Regions from separate parts of the Homo sapiens genome. Here region 1 is linked to region 2. A link is a contact called in ENCODE Hi-C or POLR2A ChIA-PET data. All regions are on one chromosome and are shown on one strand. The core of a region is the stretch at or near the end of the contact, and the rest is flanking DNA. Distances in the headings are between cores, read along the strand shown. Region 1 holds the start of ACSF2 (acyl-CoA synthetase family member 2). Region 2 holds the start of PDK2 (pyruvate dehydrogenase kinase 2).

Region 1 (6,236 bases), core at 566-3,065, 330 kb after region 2:
TGCCCAAAGCCACAAAGAGACTACTGGCAGAGCTTTGGCCTATGTTTAAGAAGCTGAACCTCTTTGGGATTCAGTTTCTTCATCCATAAAAACAAAGACACATTCCAAGCCATGCCTGTTCCTTGCAGGGTGTTTGTGAGGGTCAGAGAAAATGTCCTTGAAGAGCCTGGCATGTACAAGATACCCTGAAACTGATGGCTATGATGCCACGGCCTGTGCACCTAGGAAGAGTCAGGAAAGCCCAGTGTCTTGAAAAGCCGAGGCTGGAGCAAAGTTCAAGGAGGAACTCACTTCTCTCCCACTCTAGGACTGACCCTCAAACTAGCCAGAAGAGTGGAAGGACCTACAAGATCAGTACCCACCCCACACTTCATAGGCCAAGAGAGGGACAGTGGTTTACCCAGGGTCACCCAGCATGCTAGAGGCTAAGCCTGCCAGCCACGGCTGGGAACCCAGACTTGTGAATGCCCCAGCCCTCCACATTCCCTGGTCCGCTATCAAAGACAGTTAGTCTAATTAGGAAAGCACACCCTTGCAGGCCCAGCCTCCGGTGATCTCTTTGTTCCTCTGTCTCTTCCTGCCCCAACCCCACAGAAACTGAAGTGTGGGGACCCTCCCTAGGAACCGGGGTTCCAGGGAGGATTTGAGGTCACGCTCAAGATCATAAAGAGGCCCAGCATGGACTCCTTCTCATGACCCAAGTGGAGCCAGAGTTCCCAGATAAGGGCAAAGGTCACCTCAGGCCAGGCTCCACTCTCAGCCACCCCTTCTGCCTGGCAGGGTTTACTTCATCTCCTCCAGTCAGGAGAGGGGAGGTCACACTGCCAGGGCCTTTGCCCCATTCTTCTCCAGCTCCTTCTCTAGAGGAAGAGTCATGGCTAGGCCGAGGCAGTGTGGACCTGGAACAGGTATAAACTGTGCTACTCTTTGGTGCCCAGTGCCACTTTTCCTAGCCAGGACCAGAGCTATCACCTTCTCTGTCCCGCAGCTCTGCCCAGGTCTTAGTACCCCACTCACCCCTGGGCCTCAGGAACCCTAAGGAGGGGCATAGGGTTGCTTTCCATTCACACCTGGGGCAGCACAGGGAACTGTGCCACAGGCCCCAAGACAGGCAGATGGAGGATGAAATACACAGGTCCCAGTCCCTGAGGCCACCTTACGTGTCCGGCCCCCAACCCTGTGCAGAAGGTCAAGGCAGAGGCGCCGAGGAGGGATGGGAGGATGCCTCCTGTGAGATGGGGTACAACTGGTGTTCCTTCTGAAGCTGACATCTGGCCTCAGCTGGGACTCTGGCGCCAGCGGGCCCGCAGGGGGCTCACCCGCGACACCCTTTGTTCTGGCTGCCTCCCCAACCCCGCGGGGCCCTCTGCTCCAGCTGGCATGCCTCAAGGACGCTTCGCGCCTGCTCCTTTGGCCCCCGGCTCGCAAGTAGCGGGGCCAGCACGTGACCCGAGGGGGCAGGGGATGGATGGATCTTGACCTTGCCATCTGGCCCCTCACGGATGTGCTGCTGGCTCTCCCTCTAGGAAATCAACAAATTTTTGCGCTTCTAACATCCAGGCCCCTGAGGATGGTCGCGAGGAAGATCTGTTTCGGACTGCAGCTGGGGCCTTCGGATCCAGAGGAAACCAGGGCTATTCTTCGAGGGTGGGAGGGGGAGGGCCGCGGGGTCGGAGGGGAAGGTGGCCCCGCGCGAAGTCGCCGCCGCCGCGCCCCGCCCCGCCCCGCCGGCGGAGACCGAATCCGCCGCACCCCATAGGCAGAGGCCACCCTCCCCGCCTCCCCGCCCGCTGCGCGCCCGCCCCGCCCCGGCTCACTTTAAAAGTTTACTCGGGCCGGGACGCAGGGCAAAGCGAGCCATGGCTGTCTACGTCGGGATGCTGCGCCTGGGGAGGCTGTGCGCCGGGAGCTCGGGGGTGCTGGGGGCCCGGGCCGCCCTCTCTCGGAGTTGGCAGGAAGCCAGGTTGCAGGGTGTCCGCTTCCTCAGGTACTGGCCCCCCGCGGGAAGAGAGGGGGCGGGGCAGTTCCCCGGGAGAGGAACTTGGAGGTCCCGGCGAGCTTCGGAAGCCCCACCTCTGGACGAGTGCACTGGGGGGAAGGTACCCGCCCCTCCCCCGCCCCCCGCCAGCACCTAGGCAATAGGAAAAGCTGGCTTGGCCTGGTGGACTTGGGTGGGGAGGGGGCTTTGGTTGGTGGCTGCAGTGACTTCGAGTTCTGGTCCAAGACTCTCGATTCCTTCTCCTTTATGGGCACAGAGGGCAAGGAGTGTGGGCTTTAAGGAGAATATTCCGATGGGGAGGGGCAAGGGCCAAGGCCTGGGCTGTACCCCCAGGACACTGCCTCTGAGTTGGAACCCCTTCATGGGCAAACTTGGGGATCAGCCCCAGTCTCCCCGACCCAGGCCACTAAACTTAGCAGTCTCCTGTCTCCTCATCAGCTGCTCACTAACATGGCTTTAATTCTTTGCTGCCTACTCCTGGGCCTATTTCCTTCTGTCCTCAGTGCAAGGGGTGGGATGGAAGCTGGCAGGCAGAGGATTTCAGTTCCCAGTAGCTTCACTGCCTCTGCAGCAGCACAGTAAGTAAAGCTGCCTTCCCGGTGTGACCAGTCCTTGGGAGGACCCCGTGAGATGGCAAATGTGAAAGTGCTTGAGACACAGAGAGCAGGCTGCCACTCATGTTATCAGGGCTGTTAGCTTCAGCAGCACCACTGGGGAGCCCTGTGCACTACTGAGCCTGTCCTACCACTCAACTCGGCCAGATACTAAGTCTATGGTCAGGACAGCACTTTCAGCAACATCAGATGGGGTGTGGGCCTGGACATGGAAAAGGGAGAAGTCAGAACAAAGCTGTGTCTCAGAGAACTAGATTTGTTTTTGTTTTTAAAAAGGCTAAGTAGGAAGAGTTGGAGGGACATGCAGACTCCTTTTTGGCTAGAACTCCAAGATCACACTTTCTGAACTTGCTGATTTCTGAATGCTAGAAAGCATGCAATGCCTTAACATCACTCTGCCTAATTTGCTGAGAAAACTAAGTGGATCAAGGCTGGTCAGTAGATGGGATTGAGATGAGGACAGTGGGGTCCTCTTCCCAGTGACCCTGGGAAGTCACTCACTACTTCCCAGGGTCTCCCTAGACAAGTTCGGCCCTCCCCTGACCCCCTAGTCTCTTAAGCCTCTCCTCTGGACTCATGGCTGCCCCCTCAGGCTGGGAGGACTCTGAGGAAAGTTACTTCCCAAAGTGTACATATTTTATCACACTAAATCAGGCCACAGGGGAAGTCTCTCAGCCTACTCTGGCTCAGGAGGCTGCCCAATAGAAAACAAACAAACAAACCAATAAATAAGTAATAAATCAGGCCACATGGCAACATTTCTGACCTTTGACTTTTTTTTATCTATAAACAAAACAGGTCACTTACCTGCTACAGCCCTGGGACCTCTGAGAGCACCAAGCTTCAGAGAAATTCTTATTGCTGTGTCAGGAGGAGACTCATTTATCCAGACAGATGATTTTCTGAGTGTTTGGCCTACTTTCTTTCTGCCCCTTCCACTCCCTTGTGCCTGCACCCTTATTGTCTGACTGTGATGGTTTTACCTGATTTCTCTCCTACTTTCCCCTTCAGAAGCCTCAGGGCTCAGGCCAGGCAAGGTGGTTTATGCCTGTAATCTCAGCACTTTGGAAAGCAGAGGTGGTAGGATCACTTGAGCCCAGGAGTTCAAGGCTGCATTGAGCCGTCATCATGCCACTGCACTCTAGCCTGAGCAGCAGAGCAAAACCTAGACTCAAAAAATAAAAATAAAGGCTGGGTGGGTGGCTCATGCCTGTAATCCCAGCACTTTGGGAAGCCCAGGCAGGCAGATCACTTGAAGTCAGGAGACCGGTTTGGCCAACATGGTGAAACCCCGTTTCTACTAAAAATACAAAAATCAGCCGGGCGTGGTGGCATGTGCCTGTAATACCAGCTACTAGGGTGTCTGAGGCAGGAGAATTGCTCCAACCTGGGAGGCGGTGGTTGTAGTGAGCCAAGACTGCACCTCTGCACTCCAGCCTGGGTGACAGAGGGAGACTCCATGTCAAAAATAAATAAATAAAAATAAAGGCCAAGCATGGTGGCTTATGCCTGTAATCCCAGCACTTTGGGAGGCTGAGGTGGGCGGATCACTTGAGGTCAGGAGTTAGATCAGACTGGCCAACATGGAGAAACCCCATCTCTACTAAAAATATAAAATTAGCCTGGCGTGGTGGCACATGCCTGTAATCCCAGCTACTTGGGAGGCTGAGGCAGGAGAATTACTTGAACCTGGGAAGCGGAGGTTGCACTGAGCTGAGATTGCACCACTGCACTCCAGTCTGGGTGACAGAGAAAGACTTCATCTCAAAAAAATAAAAATAAAAATGAAAAAAGAAGCCTCAGGGCTGAAACCATCAGCAAACATTCCTGAGAACAGATTCTGCGTCATGCTAGCACATGCTGTGCATATAGAGGCCACAGAACTCAGTCCTCACCCTGCCAGGAACTTGCAGCCTCGTAGGAGGAGAAATAAATCAAGGTGAGCACTATTCGGTGTTGCAAGTGCCATGGTGAGGAATGCGCTTGGACTTTCGTCCTCTGTTTTCTCCGATCTGCTCACACACAGCCTGCTTTCCTGTTGCCCAACACCCAGGCCTATTACTTACCAGACCCTGGTTTTGCCTGAGAGAAAAGAGCAAGGGCTTTGAAGTTAGACTATCCTGGATGACAGCCCTGGGTCCTCTCCCTGTTGGTTGTATGACCTCGGGCATGTTATCTAACCTCTGAGCTAGTTAGTTCATTACTTACTACCTTCTTGCTGTGTTGTTGGGCTGATGAATAAAACAAGCTTGCTCTTGTTCTCAGCCTTTCCTTTGAGGCAGGGCTGATCCCTGGAAACCCTTGACTGGTGTCTGGGTGGGAATTCTGACTGATTTGAAAGTAGGAGAGGATCCCCTGATTGGTGGCCTCTTTCTGGAACCCAATTATTTCTCCTAGCTGATTGCCAAGATGGTGACTTCCACCCAGCTACATGTCCAGTCCTTGGGTCTGCTGGACGTCCTCCTCTCCGTTTGACGCAGGGCTGTTCAGAGTCTTTCTCTTTTTCTTTTTTTTTTATTTGAGGTGGAATTTCGCTCTTGTTGCCCCAGGCTGGAGTGCAATGGCATGATCTCAGGTCACTGTAACCTCCGCCTCCTGGGTTCAAGCAGTTCTCCTGCCTCAGCCTCCCAAGTAGCTGGGATTACCGGTGTGCGCCACCCGCCCAGCTAATTTTGTATTTTTAGTGGAGATGGGGTTTCACCATGTTGGTCAGACTAGTCTCAAACTCCTGAACTCAAGTAATCCACCTGCCTCAGCCTCCTAAAGTGCTGGGATTACAGGCGTGAGCCACCACGCCCGGCCCAGAGTCTTTCTCCCCAGAAGGAAAGAAAAAGCTGTCCTTTGCTCTCCAGAACTCCTCACGACCAACTCCTTCCCCCTATCTATGTGCCTCCTTCCCCAAAGAAGGTGGATGGCTTAGTCTGGGGCTTCAGTGAACCTCCAAGGAAGGAATTCAAGGAGAAACCTGGGCTGAGCAGGCTTCCCCCAGACCTGCCCTAAAGCTGGCCTGGGGCTGCCTATGAGGCAGCTGCATCCAGGGTGTTGAGAACACTCAGAGCTGGGAAGGCAGAGAGATCAGTGGCTAAAGCCTCTCAGAATTAGGTGTGGTGCTCAGAGCTGGGGATCCAGTGACTTGGTGCTGATGGTGGGGACAGAGGGGTAAGGGGGCTTTGTGGACCACCCTCCATGGGGATGGCTATGATCATATAAGACTGTGGACCTAAGGGAAAAATCTGAGGCCAAAGTAATATAAGTAGAGAGATTTATTTGGGCCATGTTTGCAGACTGCAACCGGGAGCATAGACTCAAGTTGCCCTGATTATATGATCTGATGAGCAGCAGTTACAAGTGGGTTTTTAAAAGAAAAGAAGGCTGGGTGCAGTGGCTCACACCTGTAATCCCGGCACTTTGGGAGGCCGAGGCAGGCAGATCACAAGGTCAGGAGTTCGAGACCAGCCTGGCCAATATGGTGAAACCCTGTCTCTACTAAAAATACAAAATTAGCTGGGCATGGTGGCGGGCGCCTGTAGTTTCAGCTACTTGGGAGGCTGAGGCAGGAGAATCGCTTAAACCCGGGAGGAGAAGGTTGCAGTGAGCCGAGATTGTGCCACTGCACTCCAACC
Region 2 (5,658 bases), core at 3,074-5,573:
GAAACCCAGAACGCCTTCTTGGAGGACAGCGTGCTGACCCTGGGGAGGGACGAGCAGGCAGAGGTGGCAGTGTGCAGGGTCGGGAAGAGGTAAAAGCTACTCAGCTGTAGGAACAGGCAGTCCTGGCAGGCTGTGGAGGGAGGCTGGGTGCAAGGGTGGAGAGAGGAGAGCCCTTAGTCGGGCTGAATTCAGGTAAGAGCCTGCTTTCCTGCCTTGGTTTCCCCACAACCACCACCAGACGCCAATAAGAGATCAGAAGGTAAACCACTGATCCAAGGCTGCAGAGACTGAACTGTCACAAGGTCCAGCCTCCAGGAGCTGAGAGCTCTGGTCTTTCAGAAGCTCCTTGGGAGTGTTTGAGCGCCTGGCTTACATGGCAACAGCACGTGGATCAAGCCTTCGCTTTGCTTCCTGCCATGTCCTGGGTTCCCAAAGCAGCTTCCTCCTTTGCCCTCGGTTTGTCCCCTCCACACAGGCCTGGGGAATGGAGTAAGGCTGTTCCCCCTGTGACCTGGAATGTGGCCTAGGTCCTTCTGTTAATTTTCCTTAAGGCTGTGAACTTTGGCAAGACTTCACTGGAGGCTGGAAATTGCTACCCAGAGAAGCGCAGAGGTAGAAGCCAGGTCAGATATGCTCAGAGCTCACAGACCCAGGCTGTTCTGGGAGACCCACCTGATGCCTGGGTGCCTCCCAGCCTCCTTGTGGTGGCAGCTGCCTGCCCCACCTCCCTCCACCAGCGCTCAGCTCACAACAGGGTTCTGGGCCCAATGTCCGCCCCTTTCCCTCTCCTCACTTTCTGTGCCGGGATTTGCCCCTTCCCAGGGTGACTGACAATGGAATGTCCACTTTCCCAAGGAAAACCCTAGCCCCTACCCGGAGCTGCCAAGCTCTCAGAACCCAGTGAATGGAGACCACACTTTATTTTCTAGAATCTGGGATCCAGTTCTTTGGGCATAACATGTGTGGGTTGTCAAAGCTCGGCCCAGTCTTGTCCTTACAGCCACTTCCTGCTTAAGACAGGGGTGTTGACACATCCCTCTGGCCAGTTTCACAGACCCCCTAGTCTCCTGTGAGCCACTGCTTGAGGAAGACCCCCCCCACACACACACACACTCTTGAGGATAGGTCATTTTCAGAACTAGCGTGAGCTACATATTATGAAAGAAACATAACTGGCAGAGATATAGCAATGCCCACTGTAAAAGAACCCTCTGCAATGCCAAGTTTCTTGAGCTCCTTGGAGAGTCCCCCCCCACCAACCCACACTGTACATATAGTGGGAGATTTGGGAATCGGTGGGGGTGCAGTTTACCTCGGCATCACCTAACCAAACTTGACTATGATGTACCACATCACACCACTGCTGTTAGCACCCTGCAGCAGGCTCTGCAGAAAGAGTTCTTATCCAAGCACAGAGCCCACATTATGGAAGTCCAGCCTAAGGTGAGGGTCATGGGAAATCTCTTTCCCTCTCCTACACCTAGCCTTAGAGGCCACGGCCTTTTCCTTGTTACTTTAATTTTGACAATAACAGCAATAGCTACCATTTATTGCTAGGCACAGAAATAAGCCTTTTTTTTTTTTTTTTTTTTTTTTTTTGAGACCGGGTCTCAGTCAGTTACCCAGATTGGAGTGCCGTGGCACAATCATGGCTCTGGCTCACTGCAGCCTTGACCTCTGGGGCTCAAGGAATCTTCCTACTTCAGCCTCCCAAGTAGCTGGGACTATAGGTACATGCCACCACACTCAGCTAATTTTATATTTTTTGTAGGGACAAGATCTTGCTATGCTGCCCAGGCTGGTCTCGAACTCCTGGGCTCAAGCAATCCTCCTACCTCAGCCTCCCAAAGTGAGGGCCAGGTTTTTTTGTACATAATATTCTATATATTATTCTGTGCACTTGAAAACTGCACTCACCAGCATCATCAATCACGTCCTAATTGCTAGCCCAGTGGATGTTTGGTGGTTCTCTGGAATATCTCTGTGGTGTGCTCCTCTGCTTGCCCTGTCTTCTTTTTCACCCTGTCCTCCCTACTAGGTGCTGAGTACTGCCTGATGCTAGAGATAGGGCAGTGAATAAGACAGATACAACCCCTGCCCTGCCCTCACGGAGCTTAAAGTCTAGCGGGAAAACAGATCAGTTGGCAAACAATTTTCACTCAATTGATAAGAGCTACCATCAGCTCCTTTTAACCCCTCCTTCCTGGATTTGTCCAGGTAGCTTTCAGCCAATCCCTTTCCTCGACGAGGTACCTGTTTCACATGTCCTGATCTTTCCTTGTCCTCTCTTAAGGGGTCTTGTGGATTCCCAGTCTGGATGACAGTGACCCAGACTGCGAATATTTGCTAAGACCAGGAGATCTAAGGAGCCCTTGAAGGGAGCCTATAACCCAGCTTGGCAGGATCAAGGAAGGCTTCCAGGAGGAAGGGATGACTAAGCAGCTGAGACCTGAAGAATGGGCAGGTGAAGGTGGGAAGAAAGAATGATCCAGACAGAAGAGATGCATTTGCAGTGGCTTAGAGATTAGAGGCTGGTTCAAGGCAGCAGACAGGTATGGCTGGGAGCTGCATGGGGGAATGTAGAGAGAGGAGTCTGGAGAATTAAGCAAAAGTCAATCGACTTGTGACAACTGGAAAGGCTCCAGTAAGAAGAAGAGAGCCATTGATGGCCTAGCACAGTGCCTCATACCTGTAATCCCTGCACTTTGGGAGGTTGAGGCGGGCAGATCACTTGAGGTCAGGAATTCAAGACCAGCCTGGCCAACATGGTGAAACCCTGTCTCTACTAAAATTACAAAAATTAGCCAGGCATGGTAGTACATGCCTGTTATCCCAGCTACTTGGAAAGCTGAGACAGGAGAATCGCTTGAACCTGGGAGGAGAAGTTTGCAGTGAGCCAAGGTTGTGCCACTGCACTCCAGCTTGGACGACAGAGGGAGACTCAATCTCAAAAAAAAAAAAAAAAAAAAAAAAAATAGCCCATTGAAAGGCTGTGAGCAAGGAAGTAATAAGGTCAGATTTGCAGTTGAGAATGATCCCTGAGTCTCGGTTTTCTTATCTATGAAATGAGGCTAAGAATAATAAAATAGAGAATTAAATGAGATAATGCCTGTAAACAGTGCCTGGCATATAGCTTATTATTCATCCAGCTAAGAGGCCCTTCCATATGTGAAGCTTTGCTCTGTGAGGTCTGTATTACAATCACATTCAGTTATAGCTAATTATTTACTTATGTAGCTATCTCTGAAACTTAGAAATGAAATCATCGAGGAAAAAGGCCATTTCTTGATCCTGTCTGTGTTCCCTGTTCCCAGCATAAAGCCTAACACGTATTAGGCTAATGTCACCGAGCAAAGAAAGCATCAAAGTGGCGGGTCGGGCCCTAAACCCACGATGGGAGATACCACATTCGGCCACAAGAGGGCGCGTCACATTTTCTCCAAGAGAAGCTGGGCCGCTGATGAAGGACGGGCTCCGGGCCTCCCAGAGACACTTCACCTCCTGGGATCTTGCTCTAAGGAAGCCCGGTGCGAAGGAGGTGGCTTTCTCAGGTGGTCGCGCTAGATGTCCAAGGCTTTATGTTCGGTCAGATGAGCTGTATAATAAAATGAAAGTGTTAACTGGCATGGACGATAGCTGCTGCCTCCACCGCCACTAGTAGTGATGGTTTTTACTCTGGATGTTTTTCAGTTGGAAAAGCAAACTCCGCCTTTTCCTGAGCCGCTTGGATCTTTGTGGAAGCGGGTGGGCTGCATATATACAGGACGGATTCGTATAGGCTTGCACCCTGGTTCCGAATTTTGCAAATATTCGCAGTCTGGGTCACTGTCATCCGGACTGGGAATCCCCAAGACCCGTTAAGGGAGGATAGGTAACGATCATGACAGGTGAAACAGGTACCTTTGAGTTGGAGAAAAGGGATTGGTTGAAAGCTACCTAGACAACTCTGGAAAGGAAGGGTTAAAAGGAGCCTGCAGGTGAAGGAGATGCGAGGGGGTAGCAAGGGAAAGGCAGGCGTGGAAGAGGAAGCGAAAGGGCTGGCGGGGCTCTGGGAAGGAAGGGGTTAACCCGGGCTTCGCCCCGCGGAGGAAAGGGAGGAGTGAACACAGGGGAGGTGGGAACTCGGCGCGGCCTCCCCAAAACAACAGGCCGCCCCGGCAAAGCGTGGGTTAAGGGGGCGGGCCCGGGGGAAGCCACGTGCCGGGGCGGAAGGCTATTGGTTCGCCCGGAGTTGTTTGTGAGTGGCCATTGGCGACGTCGAGGCGCCATGACGAGCCGATTGGCTGGGCGTTGGAATGCCCGCCAGGGCAAGGGTAGGGAGGAGGCGGCCGAACCGCGTCGCTGGGCCGAAAGGTGCGCGAGCGCTGCCCGCGCGGGGACCACAACCAAAGTCGCGGCCGCCGCAGCCATGCGCTGGGTGTGGGCGCTGCTGAAGAATGCGTCCCTGGCAGGGGCGCCCAAGTACATAGAGCACTTCAGCAAGTTCTCCCCGTCCCCGCTGTCCATGAAGCAGTTTCTGGACTTCGGTACGGAGTGGGCGGGAGGCGGCTGGCAGCGGAGGCCGGCGGGGCGCTGGGAGGGGCAGCCGGGGGCTAGGGGGACGGAGGAGAAGAAAGGCCCCGAGTGACAGAGAAGGGTTGTTTGGAAAGGTACAGGCAGGAAAGAGTTAATGGGGAAGCAGGAACCGGCCGGGGCCTCTCGACGGGGCTGCTGATGGGAATGGGGGGCATTTACAAGGACGGTCCCGAGGTTTCTTCGTGGGCCTCATGAAGGGTCTTGAAGAGTAAGGGGCAGTGAAGCTGTGATGTTACTGCAGGAAGGGAGTAGGGTGGTATCCAGACGCGAAAGGGTTAATGGGAGTTGTCCTCATGACTGGAGGAGTAGGGGCCCCTCCTCCCACCAGAGGAAACCGGGGGTCTGCTGGTGGGAGTGAGGAGGCAGGGTTTAGAGGTGCAGCCATCTGTAGAGAGACCTGGACTGGGCATGAAGGGTCAGACACCCCTGGGCAGAGGGTGAGATTAAGCCAGGGGCAGTTGGGGAAGGGGGCTCTTTCAGAAGATGCCATTGGGAGACAGTGCCCTGACTGGTAGACATCCACCCACAGAAGGAGCTGGACCCTAGCTGCCCCAGTGGGCAAGGACACTTGAAGATCAAATCTGTTCCGGCCTGGCAGCCTCTCCCCAGCTGGGCAGGGGCCCCAGGCACCGTGATGTGGAGTCAAGCCGCCTATACCTCCCTTGGCTGCCCCAGGGCTGCTAGGTCAGGATCGCCCACTACCAGCAACCTGGGGGTGGCCCTGGGGCAGGAGGGAGGCTGTGCCAACGTGGCAGCTGAAATGGGCATTGTGTGGGCCCTGTCTGTCTATGTGGTATTTCCATGGTGCCAGCTGGGGACTGGGGGTGGGGGGCAGTCTCTCAAGAGTTGAGTTGATAGTGCCTAGCTTGGGTTGCAGCTGCGTCAATGATGGGACGGGAACAGAGAGGTGGCAGCCGAGACATAAGGCACCTGTTCCTCAGGACTTGTCTGCCTGCACCCCTGCCCTGCCTGAGTCTTGAGCCTCCCCCATGTAGGAAAGCCTCCTGGGCCCACCCCTAGCCCCCAGCAGCTGTCCCCACAAACTGCACCCTAATTACAGAAACATCACAGCTGTGAGGGGCT

Evidence for each region. A loop is a pair of places that touch in the nucleus more often than their neighbours do. ChIA-PET counts read pairs that join two places held with the same protein, here RNA polymerase II (POLR2A). Pooled maps may share reads with other maps.
Region 1: a map of gastrocnemius medialis shows a loop between it and region 2 (2.1-fold over the local background). The contact joins the promoter of ACSF2 here to the promoter of PDK2 in region 2. A Hi-C loop is called at or near these places in 1 of 168 maps with a recorded cell type or tissue (gastrocnemius medialis) and 4 of 50 pooled maps. POLR2A ChIA-PET finds 5 or more read pairs at or near these places in 1 of 52 experiments (MCF 10A).

What each region holds. Positions count from the first base shown.
Region 1 is chr17:50,424,403-50,430,638 of GRCh38, forward strand. ACSF2 (acyl-CoA synthetase family member 2) reads left to right here and starts at 1,816. Exons shown (of 16, transcript NM_025149.6): 1 at 1,816-1,987. The coding sequence starts at 1,860. RefSeq lists an enhancer at 1,348-1,892 and a silencer at 1,629-1,948.
Region 2 is chr17:50,091,028-50,096,685 of GRCh38, forward strand. It overlaps PDK2 (pyruvate dehydrogenase kinase 2), which reads left to right and starts at 4,324. Exons shown (of 11, transcript NM_002611.5): 1 at 4,324-4,526. The coding sequence starts at 4,409. It overlaps LOC124904024 (a long non-coding RNA gene), which reads left to right and starts at 1,835. Exons shown (of 2, transcript XR_007065837.1): 1 at 1,835-2,552; 2 at 3,315-3,626. RefSeq lists enhancers at 3,483-3,692, 4,724-5,239, 5,240-5,658 and a silencer at 4,073-4,192.